Linked DNA regions of Mus musculus: region 1 is linked to region 2. Evidence: chromatin loops called from intact Hi-C (ENCODE). Cell type or tissue: heart. All regions are shown on one strand. Each heading gives the region's core, and the rest is flanking DNA. Links, peaks and the distances in the headings are about the cores only. Region 1 holds the start of Erfe (erythroferrone). Region 2 holds the start of Gm28382 (a long non-coding RNA gene).

What was found. Peaks named below come from ENCODE experiments on the same cell type or tissue, not always from the same donor. Only the 100,000 strongest peaks of a DNase experiment are listed, where the experiment ranks them.
Region 1: it touches region 2 in a loop (3-fold over the local background); 4 of 42 quality-filtered maps call a loop at or near these places.

Annotation. Positions count from the first base shown.
Region 1 is chr1:91,361,980-91,370,304 of GRCm38, forward strand. It overlaps Klhl30 (kelch-like 30), which reads left to right. Exons shown (of 8, transcript NM_027551.2): 8 at 1-425. Erfe (erythroferrone) reads left to right here and starts at 4,451. Exons shown (of 8, transcript NM_173395.2): 1 at 4,451-4,669; 2 at 6,386-6,502; 3 at 7,392-7,494; 4 at 8,107-8,325. The coding sequence starts at 4,502. In heart, for the core only: a CTCF peak has its summit at 4,390 (motif pointing right); DNase peaks (open chromatin) are centred at 3,368, 4,392 and 7,559; H3K4me3 peaks cover 1,532 bases; H3K27ac peaks cover 1,078 bases; H3K27me3 peaks cover 1,035 bases.
Region 2 is chr1:91,475,743-91,484,067 of GRCm38, forward strand. Gm28382 (a long non-coding RNA gene) reads left to right here and starts at 3,029. Exons shown (of 3, transcript XR_003948697.1): 1 at 3,029-3,053; 2 at 7,267-7,768; 3 at 7,957-8,325. In heart, for the core only: a CTCF peak has its summit at 3,415 (motif pointing right); a DNase peak (open chromatin) is centred at 7,749; H3K27me3 peaks cover 261 bases.

The DNA.
Region 1 (8,325 bases), core at 141-8,140, 110 kb before region 2:
CCAGTGCTAAGACAGTTCCTCATGTTGTAGTCACTTTCGACCATAACACTGTCTTCATTGTTACTTCATAACGATAATTTTGCTACTGTTATGACTAAAATCAGATATGCAGGTCATCTGATAAATGAGTTAATGTTTGATATTCGGGGTATCTCACACCTGATCCCTCACCCTGGTCTGCAGGGATTCTGGGGATGGCCCTGGGGTGTGTCAAAAGCTTGCTTCCGGGGATATGCTGAGATGGGGTGGAGCTAACATCTGATGGACTCTCCTGCCAATCATGATATGATTTAACATGACTCAGACCGTGGTCTCATGAGGTCATGCATTTTTCAGTCTCCACATCTCTGTCCCTTTGCCCTCTTGCTCTCCTCCAGACGAGGCACCAGATTTGTAACCAGACAAACAATAAAGAACTATCACTGTGTGTGAGCAGCATGCTCTGTCTGCTACAGACTGCTGAGGACCTAGACTGTAGGTTGGGAGTTGGTCTGGCCAACACCAGCTACTAGCCCAACGAGGCTTGAGTGGCCCCCAGCTCACACTGAGTGCAGACTTCTTCTCTAGGACCAGCCCAGGGGCTCAGACTGGTTCTTGACACTACTGAGTTCTGAGGACAGGACTCCAGGCTCTGCCCTGACTTTGCAAGTCCGGATTCACTTTGCTCCCAGACCTGACTTCATGCCTGTCTTTGGGACCATTGAGCCAACTCAGAGATCAAATAGGGCAGGGGGGTAGAGATGTTACTTCTAAGAGGACAGAACTCATGCCTGGGTTCTAAATGCTCCCATGATGTTGGGGGTTTGAATAAGAGTTGGCCCCATAGGCTCATCTATATGAATGCTTAGTCATCAGGGAGTAGAACTGTTTGAAAGGATTAGAAGGATTAGGAGGTATGGTTGTTAGAGAAAGTATGTTACTACAAGTAGGCTTTACGGTTTCAAAAGTCTCTCATGCCAGGCCCAGTCTCTATTGGCCTGCAGATCAGGATGTAGCTCTTATCCCATGAAAACAATTGAGGACTCTATACCATGGGGGATGTCCTATAGTGTTTCCCTGAGCATGCAATCCTAGGGCTTTCCAAAGGCAAAGGCTGAAAGAGTGACACTGACTTTAATCAGAAAAAGGGAGTTGGCTAGGTGGTGGTGGTGCACGCCTTTAATCCCAGCACTTGGGAAGCAGAGGCAGGTGGATTTCTGAGTTTGAGGCCAGCCTGGTCTACAGAGTAAGTTCCAGGACATCCAGAGCTACACAGAGAAACCCTGTCTCAAAAAACCAAAAAGAAAAAGAAAAAGAAAGAAAGAAAAAGGGAGTTAGAAAGGCCACACATCCCTGGGCGAGTGTGAGTGGGGGAATCCTGGAGTAGAGAGAGACACATGGTTCTCAGCATTGCTGAATTGTGCCTAACCTGGTCATTCTGGGGTCAGTGGCATAATTGGTGTTCCAAGAGGAAAGATCTTCCAGCTAGGGAGCTGGGAGTCTAATAAGTCTCCAACTGGGGGCCAGCTTCAAGGGTATCCAGCTGGTGGAGGTGAGCTGTGGAGATCCTAGGTGCTAGCAACAACAGGGCATCCTGACCACCACCAGCTTCCAGAGACCAGGGAAGAGGCAGATGCTGAGAGAACACAGATTTAGCTACAGTGTCTGGGGGTGTGTGTGTGGAAATGTCCCTAACTCTACTGTCCCCATCTCCTGTTAGCAGCCTGACAACCACCCTCTGACCAAAGCAATCAGAACATAGAGAGGGAAGACAAAACACTGGCAGAGTATTCTAAAGCCACCGTGGGGCCACAAAGTGAGCAGGAAGAGGGACAGCCACCAGCATAACACACAGAGACTGGAGCACACCAGACACTCAAGAGATCCTCCTGTCATGCAGGGGATGGCCACAAGGCACCCCAAGAATCATATCCCAGAATCCCTAGGAAAACAAGGACTCGGACATCTGAAGCTAGTGAGGACTTCTAGTTAGAATATAGAGTGCTCCACAGCACATAAAGCCTACAGGAGCATCCAGATCCCTCAGGAGAGCCCCCAGACCCTCCAGGAGCACTCAGAGCCTGAGGGAGCACTTAGATCCCTCAGATCCCTCCGACCCCTCAGGAGAGCACTCAGATCCTACGGGAGCACCCAGAGCCTTCAGGAGCACTTAGAGTCTGAGAGTACTTGAGCCCCCATGTCTCAGTGTTCTAATGCTGTGAAGAGACACCAGGACCAAATCAATATTTTTTAATGATTTACTTACTTATTTAATGTATATGAGTATACTGTAGCTGTCTTCAAACACACCAGAAGAAGGCATCAGATCCCCTTACAGATGGTTGTGAGCCACCATGTGGTTGCTGAGAATGGAACTCAGGAGAGAACAGCCAGTCCTCATAACTGCTGAGCCATCTCTCCAGCCACAACCAAGGCAATTCTTACAGAAAAAGGCACTTAATTGGGGGATTGCTTCTGGTTTAAGAGGTGCTGGGGCTTATCTGAGCTACATCCTGAGCTGCAGGCCAGAAAGACTGGGCCCAGCATGGGCTTTGAAACCTCAAGTCCACCCTACAAGGCAGCACCTCCTAATCCTTCTAATCCTTTCAAACAGTTCTATTCCCGATGACTAAGCATTCTAATATATGGGCCTATGGCAGCCATTGTTACTTAGACCACCACACCCTAGGAGCACTCAGAGCCCATAGGAGCACTCAAGGCCTACAGAGCTGCTGACTGCAAGACATGGTACCTGGGCCTGGATATGCCTTGGTTTGGGGACTCCTTGATTCTCCCAAGGTCTATCCCTCATTTTCCTCCTTTGTATGTTAGGGACAGTCACGTGATCCGAGTACTGATGGTCCATCCACGTTCAAGGCATACATAGCTAACGACACCACTGCTAGCTGCAGGTACTCTTGAGGCCGCACAGCCAGTCAGCCTCAGGCAGGCTCCCACTGTCTTTGAGTAAAGGGAAGATTTCATGCCCATGACCTCATCAGCCTACAGCCTTCCTTTGAAGAAAGAGGGACACGGAGAAAGCTTGGCTCATTGAACTGCCGGGAAGCTGGGTCAAGGCCATGACATGAGGTCCCAGGAATGAGGATTAGATTTCTGCCATGCAAGAAGGCACAGGGAGGTCACTCGCTGCTCTCCTGCCGGGCCCGACTCACTCAGAATGTTCACTCAGACCCAGGCACCACCACACTCAAGGGTCCCACTTCTGAATCAGAGATGCCACTCCTTTGAGGCTGTGGACCCTATGCTTAGCGCCCTGTGAGCTTTGCCATGCACTCCTGTCCTCCTGAGGACCTTGCTTTCAAACAGGACCCTGCAAACATGCGGGAACCTTTCCTGAATGGCTAGAGCTCTGGGGCTATGCGCCTGAACTGGACCGCGTCATTACCTTGAGCTAGGGTCCAGGAAGCCATGCCAGTACCAGAACTATTTGGATCTGGGCCCTCTGGAAGAACCCATGACATCACTAGGACAGTCCGTTGTTTGGGAAAATAACTACTTTCACATGGCAACAGATCTGGTTGTCAGCGCTCCAGCTGGGGCCCTCACTGTGAACAGAGCAGGGTCACTTGATATCTTAGGGTCATGCTTCCCAAATCAAGTCCCTTCTTTGGACTCCCTCTTCTAGCCTTTAAGGGCACCTGGACGCACACAATTTAAGATTAAAACAAATCAAGCAAGCAAGCAAACAAAGGAAAAAACAAAAAACAAAACAAAACAAAACAAAACAAAAAAAGAAACAAAGAAACCCAGGTGTGCTGCTTTATCTACAGCCAATGTAATGACAGCAGCTCAAGGCAGCTAGGCCTGCCTCTCTGGAGGAGAACCACCCAGAAAAGGCCTCCTCGCAGTTCATCCTTTAGGATTTGCCACATCTGTCCTGGTTGAATGCTCCGTGGTGGGCAGTGGGCAGCAGTCTGAGCTCCATCTGCCTGGCTTAGGACATCAGAGGGATCCGACCTTTCAGCCAGACTGGGTCAGTTCTCTGTAGCTGCTAGTAGCAGACTCCGTAGCTGGAGCCTGAGAGGTGCCAGCTGTGCAGATACATCCGGGGTGGGGAAGAGCAGGGAAACCTTAAAAGTGCTCCAGGTTCCCCAGCTTGAAAAGGAGGAGCCATAAGGGCTGCCATATTCTCAGGTACTCAACTTGTCATTAAGGCCTGGAACCATGAGAAAAGAAGAGACCCGGGGCGGGGGGAGGTCCTAAGAAGACGTGCAGAATGGTGCAGTGGGTGTCCTTAGAGAAAGGGGGGGGTGTCTTAGAAAGCCTCGGGTGCAGGGCTAGGAGAAGAGAAGCTAACCCTGGGCTACAGGCAGCAAAGTGGAGGCGTGCACGGACCGGATCGGGCGCCCGCCTCCTCAGGGTCCCCTGTGCCTGCAGAGCGTGCCCTAGCCGCGAGGGGGCGACGGCAGCGAGGGCGGCGCGCGCGAGGCGGGGGATTCAAGCGCGTTATAAGGCGCCGACCTGACCAGCCGTGCTCTTTACTGCCGCCGCCGCCGCCAGCATGGCCTCGACCCGCCGCCCCGTCGGAGCTCGCACGCTGCTCGCCTGCGCCAGCCTACTCGCCGCCATGGGCCTCGGTGTCCCTGAGTCCGCGGAGCCCGTGGGGACTCATGCACGCCCGCAGCCGCCCGGGGCCGAGCTGCCCGCCCCGCCAGCCAACAGCCCGCCGGTAAGACGCAGCCGCGCCCCACATCTTCCTGTCCCGGGGGGCCCTAAGACGGTGGGGAAGGTGGCACCCCTTGCTGCGCAGTGTCCAACACTGGGGATACGTCGCTCTCAGGGGCTCTGTGAGACCCAGGGTTGGGTGGATGCGTCCTCTGTACCGTGGCTTTGGCGGCAGAACTCCACTAGGCCAGTAGGAGAGATTGGGAAAGGTGTGAAATGCAGTTAACTTGCTCCTCGTGAAACTGGAAGACTGGTGAGAGAGCGGGGCTCCCAGATCTAGTTCCTTTTTGTTAGGTGACTGCGTCTGGGAAAGGAGTGATGTAACCAGGCTCTGCCTGCGATCCCTCCCAAGATCTCCACCTGAACTGCTGGGGTGGAGACGCAGGCTGGGGAGGGTGTGGCTAGAGGCCTGGGGAGGGTGGATTGGTAGCCTTCATTGGAGCTGGTCAGTCCTGTTGGTGAGAGTTCAGGGAAGAATTTCAGGGTCTAGTTGATCGCTCATGCTGTGGGCCAGGCACAAGGAAACCCCAGGCCAGCGCGCTCTTCAGTTCTCAGCACCCCAGGGGCCAACAAAACATCCACTAAGACAGCTGGAGATGGTTACAATACCTCCCTCTGCAAGGCATCCCTGGGTCCTTCCACCATCCCATTTCTGCCTCCTTTGGTGGGAGTAAACATGTCCTTGTTGTCTGAAGCCTCCCCCTGACCCCCAGCCATCAGCCTTCAAAACTTTCATGAGGTCCAGACATAGTCACCAGGAAGTGGGGAGTAGGCTGGACCTTCCCAGTGGAATGTTGGCCTTGAACCCTCTTTGGGAGGGGCAAGGTGTCACCAGTTCCCTGATAGCTGGAACCCAGCTCCCACTCCAACTCCTGGGGCCCCTGACCAACATGGCTCCATGTATTTTCGGTGCTGCCCTCAAGTTGACAGTGGTGCGAGTCTGTACACAGGCCACCGGTCCCCTGGAAGGGTCAGTACACCTGTTCTGACCTATAATGGAAGCACTGCACTGTGAGTGTCCACTGAGGGCATCAGACAGCAAGAAGCATAGAAGCCTCCATCATCCTGACACAGCAGCCTGGCCTGTGACCCACAAGACCCCGGTTTGGGTAGTTTTGAGATCCTGGGTCTTTCTGTCAGACACTGGAGTCTGTGCCCTTGACTTCTTCTAAGGCCTCTTGAATGGTTCATTCCTTTCCTAGCTGGTAGCCCTACATGGAACCCAGACCATTAGAGGCCTATTAACTGTCCTATTTGCCAAAGGCCTCTGCCAGGAAACAAGGCCACTCTCAGAGCTTGAATCCTTGGGCCAGTGTTTTAGAAAGCTGAGAAAAGTAAAGGCCTAGCTAGAGTCATGACATCCGGCTCCTCTGCCCCACTGCTCCCCATGCCCTGTGACCACAGTGGCCCTGAGGCTGGTCTCCCTGACACTTCTGACTGTGGGGAGGGACAAAATGACCTGTTGTCACCCAGTATTCATATATTCATAGTCACCTCCTAAGCAACTGTGGGTTCCAGTGACTGTCAAAGGACGGTGACACTCAAGGAAAAGCAAGAAGATACATCCCAGAGCACCTGCTTTGGAGCCCCACTCCTACCTTCCTGCAGCCTGGGCTCCCTCCTCCATGGGCTGGGGATGGGTCGGACACTACCTCTGAAAACACAAGTGACAAGGGCAAGATGCTACCAAGCAAACCTACTGTGGCCATCTGTGTTCCAGGAACCCACCATTGCGCATGCACACAGTGTGGATCCCCGGGATGCTTGGATGCTGTTCGTCAAGCAGAGTGACAAGGGGATCAACAGTAAGAGGAGGAGCAAAGCCAGGAGGCTGAAGGTGAGCAGCTTGGGCCCACCACCTCCCCGAGCCCCTAGTACCCTTTCCAACAGCAGAAGCCATGGAAAGAAACAAGGATCAAGTATGAAGCTGGCGTCCAGCAAGTCAGGAGTTAGGAGCCCTCAGGATGCCAGGTCCTCCCCAGATTTCCCTTCATGGCCAGAGGGAGAAGCTCACCCAACATATGCTAAGGAGTTGGGTTGGCTTCGGGCTGCTGGAATGGTACAGGATGGGAGCCTCTCAGTATGGCCCTGGCTTGGGCAGGAAGCTGGCACTTGGACCTGATGACTGACTCCTGCATTGAGTTCCTCCAAGTAACTCTGGATCCAGGCTGGGCTTCAGTGTGTGTTGTGTTTCTCTATTGAGGGTCAGCCTTACCTGCCCAGGATCTGACCCATTCACTGGGCCTGGGTGTGTGTATGTGTGTGTGGTCAGCCCTGCCCCCTTAGGCTACCTGGCCTTGCTTAGGCTTCTCTATGCAGGAGCTTGCCTCCTTCCCTTAGGTCCTGACCCAGACCAGTATAAACTCCCAAGTGCAGTGGAGACTTGTTGTTGTGTCTCAGGCCAGACTGAGATTCACGTCCCCAGAAGCAGCCTGGGTGGTCTTTATCTGGGAATCACATCCAGAGAGGCAGCTGTAGGGCTCTTGCATACAGAGCCTGCCGTGCCCTGTACAGCCCCTAAGAAGCTCCACATCTGCACAATCCCATCCTTGCCCATGCCTGCACTCCATGCTTGATGATAGAGGAGTATGAGAGCCCTAAGGACCTCCACACGGAGGGAAGAGCCCACAGCCAAGGCGGGAGCTCTCCTGCCAGCCTCGATGTAGGACCCGGCAGAAGGGTCACCTCTCCCCTCAAATGTTCTTAACCTCTACCTTCCCTTCCAGCTTGGCCTGCCAGGACCCCCAGGGCCACCAGGTCCTCAGGGCCCCCCAGGCCCCTTTATCCCATCTGAGGTTCTGCTGAAGGAGTTCCAGCTGTTGCTGAAAGGTAGGGGTGCCATTCTGTGGGCACATGTTCTGGTGTGGGCAAACCAGCAGGGCATCTCTAGAGGGTAAAGTTCAGGTCCCAGCAAACACCTGCTATGTTGCTTCCCTGTTGGCCGCCCTGCCTGTCATGGGGCGGGACTGTGGGTGGGAGACATGCGGCAGGTGGAAGCCTCAGGGAAGGAGGCCTTTTATTGTTCTTCACTGAGGACAGGCCCTGCAGCCTGCTGCTGGGGAGTGGCTGTCACTATCTTCTGTAAATGACTGTACCATGGAGGACTGCTGCGAGCCCTTTCCTGCTTCTGTGCCACTGCTTGTTTGGTTTTAAATAAGCTTCCAGAGGGTGACGAACCTTTGTGTTTCTTCCAGTATAGCCACAATAAGTATTTCTATACAACATTCTCAAAAATACAGGTATCGTTATAGAGGGTGAGGCTAGCGAACAAGGGTGCTGGGTGCTGGATATGCACTTGCTGGAGCTTGTGTCAGATGGTGTGAAGGGAAACTGGCAGCTGCCAGGTCAGGCAGTAATGTCCCCAGGACCTCCAGTGTCAGTCACCACGCTCTAAGGCCACGGGCTGGTGAGTAGAGTGGTCCACCGACTGCTTTGTGTCAGGCGCAGTACGGCAGCGAGAGAGCCATCTGGAGCACTGCACCAGGGATCTCACTACACCAGCCTCGGGTAGCCCTTCCCGTGTCCCAGCCGCCCAGGAGCTTGATAGCCAGGACCCAGGGGCATTGTTAGCTCTGCTGGCTGCGACCTTGGCCCAGGGCCCGCGGGCACCACGTGTGGAGGCCGCATTCCACTGTCGCTTGCGCCGGGATGTGCAGGTGG
Region 2 (8,325 bases), core at 141-8,140:
CCCATTTTCTTTATCTCAGGTCCTGCAAATTTCTCCCTGGTATTATCAGGGAGGAGCAGCAGCTGAGCTATCCTATCTCCTTTACTAATAGAAAAAACGCCTTTAGGGCTTGAGCACAGGACCTGTATTTCAGGGGAATGTTGACAATCCATAACTCCAGGGTGGACTACTAAGCCCTGCAAGGTGAGTGAACCCCGGCCGAGAATAAGGCCCATGGTTCCCGGGGGCAAGGATGGTATAGGCTCCACTGGCACCGGCTGAATACTCATTTGAGGCATTAATAGGAAGTCGGAGGCGGCACGCAGGTCCACCCTTGTGGGTCTTCCTGGGTCGCCTCTCTGACTGCTTCCTGGGTCCTGACAAACCGGTTCCCATATCTTTGAGGGCCCTGGGACCGAGGGCCCGATGACCCGTTTTTTGGCACATCAGTTGATTGACTATCAGGTGGGGGAAGGACTCTGCCCTTTATATCCCTCACAGAGCGACACTGGTCAGCTCTATGATAACCCTTGCCACACTTAGAGCAAGGAGTGAGAGTCCCTCCCTGTTTATCTGGAGCTCTGCAATCTTTCTTAAAATGCCCAGGCTTTCCGCAATTAAAACATGTCCTCTGATCATTTCTGCTCATGGAGCGGTTCTGAGATTGGAGGATGGCGGCCGCTAAGCCTGCATTGGTGAGAGGTCCCCCAAGCTCTCGACAGACCCTGAGCCAGTCTTGTAAGCCTTTGTTCTTTCTTGGGGCTATGGCCGCTCGGCACTCCTTTGTGGCTTGCTCATAGATTAGCTGTTCTATCAGAGGCGCAGCTTGCTCTGACTCTCCAAAAATACGCTCTGCTGCCTCTGTCATTCTGGCCACAAAATCTGAGAAGGATTCCTGAGGTCCCTGGATTATCTTTGTTAACTGCCCAGTGGTTTCACCTGCTCGAGAGAGCGCCTTCCAGGCCCTAATAGCCGTGGAAGAAATCTGGGCATAAGCTCCCCAATGGTAGTTTGTTTGATCAGCAGAATAAGCTCCCTGACCCGTTAACAAGTCAAAAGTCCAATCTCTCTGCTCTGGAGTCAAAGCAGCTGCGTTTGCTCGGGCCTGCGCTTGTGCAGCTTCGTGCCAAAGCGCTCTCCATTCCATATATTTGCCCATACTAGGGAGAGCGGCTTTTACAACCGTTTGCCAGTCGGCAGGAGTTAGTGCCATGCCGGCAAGCCTGTCTAACTGCACCAAGGTAAAATTAGCATTGGTTCCGTATTTACGGACCGACTCGGCAATTTCTTTAATTTGTAAGTATTCTACCGGAGCGTGGACACGCCCACCCTCGGCTCCTTCAAAGACCGGAAATGCCTGTTGTATTTTCCTTTGTTCCTCTCTGGGAATGAATGAGTCTGCGCACTGCCTCTCTGCGCACTGCCTCTCTGCGCAGGGCTGACGCACTACGCAGGGCGGGGACTCCGCATAGGGCGGACCTTGAAGCCGACTGCCCTGAGGCCAATCAGCAAACTGGCCTTCGCCAGCCGCTTTTGGCTTCCTTAACTGATTAGCTAGCACTTTACCTGGCTGGTACCCTTTTTTCTCATAATGAGCTGCTTCTTCCTCCCAGTCTGTTTCTTCAGAGGAGAATTCTTCATCTGCTTCAGAGCTACTAAGAGCTGGCTCCCCGAGCCCATCCAGCGATGAGCACAGGCTCCTTTTCCTAGAGACCTCCGCTAATTGATCTTTCTTCTTTTCCCTTTTTCCTCTTTTTCTTCTAATCTCTCTCCAGGTATTCCTACCTAACCTTAACTTTTCCTCGGGTTCAAGACCCTTGGAAAGGCCTGTATACTTATTTTGTGTACCATATTTCCTCTTTGCTCCTACTCTCTCTCCCCGCTTTACTTCTGATAGATTGCCCTGAATTTCATCCAGAATCCGCCCTGCCTTAACCACTTGATAACATGTGAAAAGGGACAAAAGGGCTTCTAACACTAGAAAAAATTCAAGGCCAAACATTTTCCACTTTACTTCTGATAGACTGTCTTGAATTTCCTTAGAAAGTTCAAGATCAGACTTACCTCGTAAAGCTGTACTCACTGGTACTCTCGTTCCCCAGCTGAAAAGTTCTGAATTCATACAGTTGAATCCTTCTTAACAGTCTGCTTTACGGGAACCTTTATTACCGCGACCCGCAGTTCTGGTTCTGGAATGAGGGATCTTCCTTGCGCCAGTCCCGAGTTTTTTCTCGTCCCGGAATTCGGCACCAATTGTTATTAGACGCGTTCTCACGACCGGCCAGGAAAGACGCAACAGACCAGAATCTTCTGCGGCAAAACTTTATTGCTTACATCTTCAGGAGCAGGAGTGCAAGAAGAAAGAGAGAGAGAAAACGAAACCCCGTCCCTTTTTTAGGAGAGTTATATTTCGCCTAGGACGTGTCACTCCCTGATTGGCTGCAGCCCATCGGCCGAGTTGACGTCACGGGGAAGGCAGAGCACATGGAGTGGAGAACCACCCTCGGCATATGCGCAGATTATTTGTTTACCACTTAGAACACAGCTGTCAGCGCCATCTTGTAACGGCGAATGTGGGCGCGGCTCCCAACAATTACACTTCTCCTTTCCCACAATGCATATCGTTGTAATCATATGCACATCCAATTATGCATAGACATAAAGCAGTAAGCGGGACTTCCCCCCAAAAGCTCATTCAGAAGATACAGTTTGCTTTACTGTTCATTCACCCAGAACTGGCTCATGCTGGCTCATCCTTTCTCTTAAGTTCCCATAAGTCCTGGGTCATGTTTGAAAGGAGAGAAACAATGGGAGGGAAATTGCCAAGAGGTTACTAAGGGAGGAAGGCCTATTACACTGTTTGCAGTGGAGTGTGTGTGCGCAGTTTGATGCTAGCAGGAGGTGCCAGGCTGGGCAGTGCACTGTTTAAAAAGGGGTGCAGATTCAGCTCGAGTCAGGTGGATCCCAGGTCGCTGTCTCCCCTCATTTTTCCTGCCTTAATGAAACCTGTAGGTTTCAGAGTCCTCAATTCGGAGCCCACTTAAAATAAGAACTATTTCCCCATTTCTTCAAAGGTAAGCTTTGTTCCATCTGGAAGTTTTGGTGTCTAAAGGTCCTGCCAGCTCTGGGAGGTTCCTGCTATGCTGTATCATGGTGGCTGGTGTTATGGCTGGAACACACGAGGGAGAAGAGTACGTGGTGACACAGTAACTTAGAGGAGGTGGCTTTAAAATAGCTTTCCTTAGAGACTAACTTGGGGCTCCTTAATTCATTTCAAGGACAGAATCCCCGATGACTTAAGTGCTAATTACTGGACTTCAGTTTTGTTTTTATTTTGTTTTGTTTTGGTTTGGTTTGGTTTTTGAGATTGTGTGTGTGTGTGTTTGCCTGGTATGTGTGTCTGTGCACAATGTGCATGCAGTGCCCTTGGAGGCCAGAAGAGGGCATCAGATCCAATAGGATTTGAGTTACAGACTGCCATGTGGGTGCTAGGAATAGAATATGCATCCTTTACAAGAACAGCAAGTGCTTTTTATCATTTAGTCATCTCTCTACCACTAGGTCCCATATCTTAAGCACCACCTTTTCCCAGTATCCTACACAGAGGGCCAAGCTTCTCACACATGAGGCCTTCTTGGGCATGCTCAGACCATAGCCAAACCACAGAACCATGTATCCAAAGTGTGATTTTTTTTTTCTTATCTCCTTTCTTTCTCATCAGAGATGAACTCTCCTGTAAAATATTCTGTGCTGGCTAGGATGGAACTTACCTTGAGTTGGTGCTCATTTGGGCCTGCAAGTCTGTCTTCTCTTGCCTGAAACTGTCCCTCTATGACTAGGAGGGTTTCCTCTAGCCAAAGCCACCACAGTGATGCCTCCAAGAGCCATGTCTGTGTCTATCCCTAGATGCCCTAGCCTTTCAGCTGTATTGCCTTGTGTGTGTGTGTGTGTGTTTATGTGTGTGTGTGTCTGAGTCTATGTGAGAGAGGGGGCCGGGGCCAGGGCCAGGGCCAGGGTGAGCTAGCTAGCGCAAGGACTCCAATCTCCACTATCATTAAATGACTGACCCACTTTCTGTAACAACGTTTTTTGTAGCAATTCAGCCCTTTGTTCCGTTTGTATAGGAGCCCTGTGGCTGGTCTCCAGCTGTTCTGGGTGTGTTTTAGCTCCACGGAAGAGTCTTTGGAGGTTGGAAGAAAGCTTTGGTGTGGCTCTCCAGTGACATCTCACCTTTTATCTTTCTGGAAGAAGTTGAAGACTGTGGTTTCTTTTTTTTCGGATTTCAACGTCTCTGCAGGCACAAAGTCAACAGTGGACAATGGGATTACCCTGAAAGCAGAGCCCCCCAGCTGCTAATGGGTTCATTCTGGCCAGTTGGGAACCGGCTCCTGTCCCTACCCTATCCCCAGTGCAATCACCATGCAGACAGCAGGCTCACTGTCAAGCCCAGCATAGCCCACATTGACTACAAGGGGACTAATCAGGGTAGACTGAGCATTTGTGGAGAACATTGTAAGTCTCAGCAAGTTGAATGCTTTTGCTTTTTTCGTGTTTGTTTGCTTATAACATTTCACTGCACTCAATAAAAGCAGCCATTCCATGCTCCTCCTTCATGAGGGCTCCCAAGAGTCCAAGAACAAGCCTGGCCCCATTCAGCAGCTTCTTGCATGGTGCAGACCTGTTTTTTTTTGTTTTTTTTTTTCTCAATGCCAGCATTATGCCCAGTATCATCTGTCCTAAATTTATAACAATTGCAAAGCACATATAAAAATTTATCTATTTGGATTGAACAAAGAGAATGGCCTATATTGCTAAATGAATATTGAGAAAACATGTCTGAATCTCTGTCTCAGGAAAGACCAGATATGGGCACCTCTTCCCCCATTATGGGGTCATCTCAGGAGCCATGTTCCAACTGGCCAAGAGTCAATAACTTCTGGAAATCCCAGGCTCTGGGGCCATACCTATCCAGTCCCAGATAAGACCTGCTATCAGCTCTTAATGTTCTCTCTTCATAAAATAGAATTGATATTGGCAGCTCCTTTGAGGATTTGTGTGTGTGGTGCATGTATGTGTGTGTTTGCATGAGTGCAAGTGTTCATGCACACATGAGTGTGTGCATACAGAGACCGGAGATTGACACTAAGTCTCTTCCTCAATCACTCTCCACTCTGTCTATCTAGCCAGGGTGTCTCACTAAACCTGGGGTTTGCCAGTTCAGCTACTGTACTAGCTGTTTTGCTCAGAGAATCCCTTGCAGAATGATCACCACCTCTGACTTGCATTTATGTGGATGCTGAGGATCCAAACCTCTGGTCCACACACCTGTACGTCAAAAGCTTCATCCACTGAGCATCTCTCCAATGCTGACATGTGCCTTTAATCCCAGCACTCCAGAGGCATAGGCACACAGATCTCTGTGAGTTTGAAGCCAGCCTGGTCTAGTTCTAGGACAGCCAAGGCTACACAAAGAAACCCTGTCTCGATAAGAGAGAAAGTCACCGTGATAAAACATCTAGCATGGAATTGAGTATCCCTTCTTCCACTTTTTACACACAGAGCAGCTGTGACTTGGTTCCACTAGCTGGGGACCAAACACTAACAGCATCAGCCTGTCAGGACCGCCCACATTCAAACGACACCACCGTCCTAAGGGATGAGAAATGGAATTTCATTATGATTTGCTTTGCTTTGCTTTCACATGCTTATGTGTGTGTACAAGTGTGGGTGAGCACTTGCCAGAGGGCACATATGGAGGTCACAGGGCAACTTTTGAGAGCCAGGTCTATCCTTCCTTGCTGACTCTTATTGAGGCACAGTCTGTCTTTCTTGTTTCTGCTGCTGAGCTGTCTACTCCAGACTAGCTGGCCTAGGAGGTTTTGGGAGGTTCTCTGTCTCTGCTTACCATCTAGTCCTGGGAATGGTGGGATGCATGCTACTACAGCTAGCTTTTTATGAGGTTCTTGGGAATCAAACTCAGGTTGTGAGGCTTGTGCCCTCACCCATCGAATCATCTCCTGGCTCCTTAATTTACATTTCCTGAGTCACTAACCCCTACCATCTTATTATGGACTTGGTCACTTGCACATCTTCTTTGGAGGAATGTCTGTTTGCACCCTTGCCTGTTGTTATCTGGCGTGTTTTCTTGACTTGTCTTTTCCTGGGGTTCTGAGGACTAAATGAGACAATTCCTGACATCCTCACAGTGTGACTTCCGGAACACGGTGGCTATTGCTGGCCAACAGTAAGACCTGAAACTGCCTTCGTGGCAAACACCACACGGCAAAAATGGAAGGCAGAAGTTTCCAGCAGGCTCCCACCCCTGCTCACTCTGTACCTTTCCAGGCCTCACGGGGGTCACATGCTACTCACCTCACGGTTCCTACTTCTCGGGGTTTGGGCTAGCTCTACTCAGCCTGGCCTCTGCACATAACTGGGTCGCACGGGGGGGGGGGGGGAAGCATGGAGTGTTAGTTTAAGGTCTTATTTACCAGAGACAGAACACATGGACACTCTTGAAAACATGGTTAAACTTTGTAGATAGTCTGGGAATACTTCAGCCTATTCAGCACAGTATACACATTTGAAAAGAAAAAAGAAAAGAACAAGAAAGGGAAGGGAAGGGAAGGGAAAGGAAGGGGAGGGGAGGGGAGGGGAGGGAAGGGAAGGGAAGGGAAGGGAAGGGAAGGGAAGGGAAGGGAAGGGAAGGAAGCAGACTAAAGAATTCCTGAGAGCTAGTTGTCCCAGGAAATGCATGGTGACTCCCATATCATCTGTCTCTGGAAGGCCACTTACTCAGGAAAGATTTTTGATAACTCATTTTAGATGGGGTCTGTCCTCATCCCCACCTTCTGCTTCCCAGGGCGTCCCAAACATTCCTGGCCTCTCTTCTCTGGCCTACCTACCAGACTCCTTCTCCTTTCCTTTTGTGCATGGGCTGGGCCCTGAGCCTCCCAAACAACCCTGTTTATCATTCCCCAACCATGCTCTAAACAACCTTTCTCTAATGCTCTATTCTTGGAATCAAATCAGGACCGTTGCGGAACGGAAACAACATTGGCAGAGATGCAGGAAACGACACCCCCCCCCCAGCCCCTGCAGTATTCATTGCCGGTGTGAAGCCAGTGCTATACCTAGGAAGGAAGTTAAAGTCCCATCTTTATCATAGCTGGTGGCCATTTGAGAATGTTCTTTTCCATGGTCAAGGTCTGTCCCTGAGCTGTCAGGTCTGAAAGGTCAAAACTCACATCCAGCTGTCTGATCCATTCCCCTTTATATTCTGTGCAGTCCTGGATGTCACTTGCCTGGTTCCTGTTGTCTGTGCAATAACAGCTTGATTACCAGCAGCCCCTGAAGTACTTCATCTATTCTCTGGGCCAGGAAGGTCCCAGAGAGGTTCTGCTAGGACTTGACCCTAGTCATCTGTTGCAGTAGAAGACTGAGCTGGATTCTGGAGTAACCATCTATCGCTCGCTGTCTTTGAGAAGGAGGAAGACTGCATAGGGGGCTGGGAAGCTTCCAGAGGGCTAGCCTATATGGGAGACTCATTTTCCCAGTCAAAGGGCTGTATTGCTTCTCCACTGGGAATGTGGCCTTGGAGGTAAGAATTAAGCCTTCCTGGAACTCCATTCCCTGGGAATTAATTTCATATCTGATTCTCAGCCAGCTCTGTTCTTTGACAGCAAGAGTCTGTGCTGTCATGGAGGTCCTCAGCCTCTCTTTAGGCATCCTCAACAGAATGGGAAGAGTCCAAAGTCCTTTCAACTAGTGGAGATGGTGCCCCCTGCTGGTAAGCCGACCTAACCTCACCACAATGAAGGTTGCCCTGTTGTCTCTACAGCAGACTGTCAGGTCTCCCTTTCCTGTACCCTTGCCGATTTAGCTATCAAACCTCATTTTAGGGTCTGCTTTCTGAGACCACGTCTGGTAGAAACTTCTGGAAAGTGGGCTTTAGTTCAACCAATTTTTTGAACACAGGCTGCCTGGAGCAGTGGAACTGAGAAAGAGGACAATGGCCAGGTCTTCCCAGAGAGGAGAGACGCCAGAGGTCCACACTTCCTGGCAGCCACGGGAGCAAGGGCTGTGATCTGAAAGAGCATCTGGTGACATCTACAGCATCTGCCAGGCCACTGTTCGAGCCCCTCACCCATCTAGTCAGCTGACATGTCTCGGGTATCCTGAGGAGACATCCAGGGTCCCAGCTGCTTCGTGGGAGCTTGCATTCCGGACAGATGAGACAGTACAGGTCAGGACACAGCCACGGCAGCTACTTGAGCATCTGGTCAAAGCTGTCTAAGTGGGGCCACGAGGTCAGCAGGAATGAATGACAGGCTTATGGGCATGGAG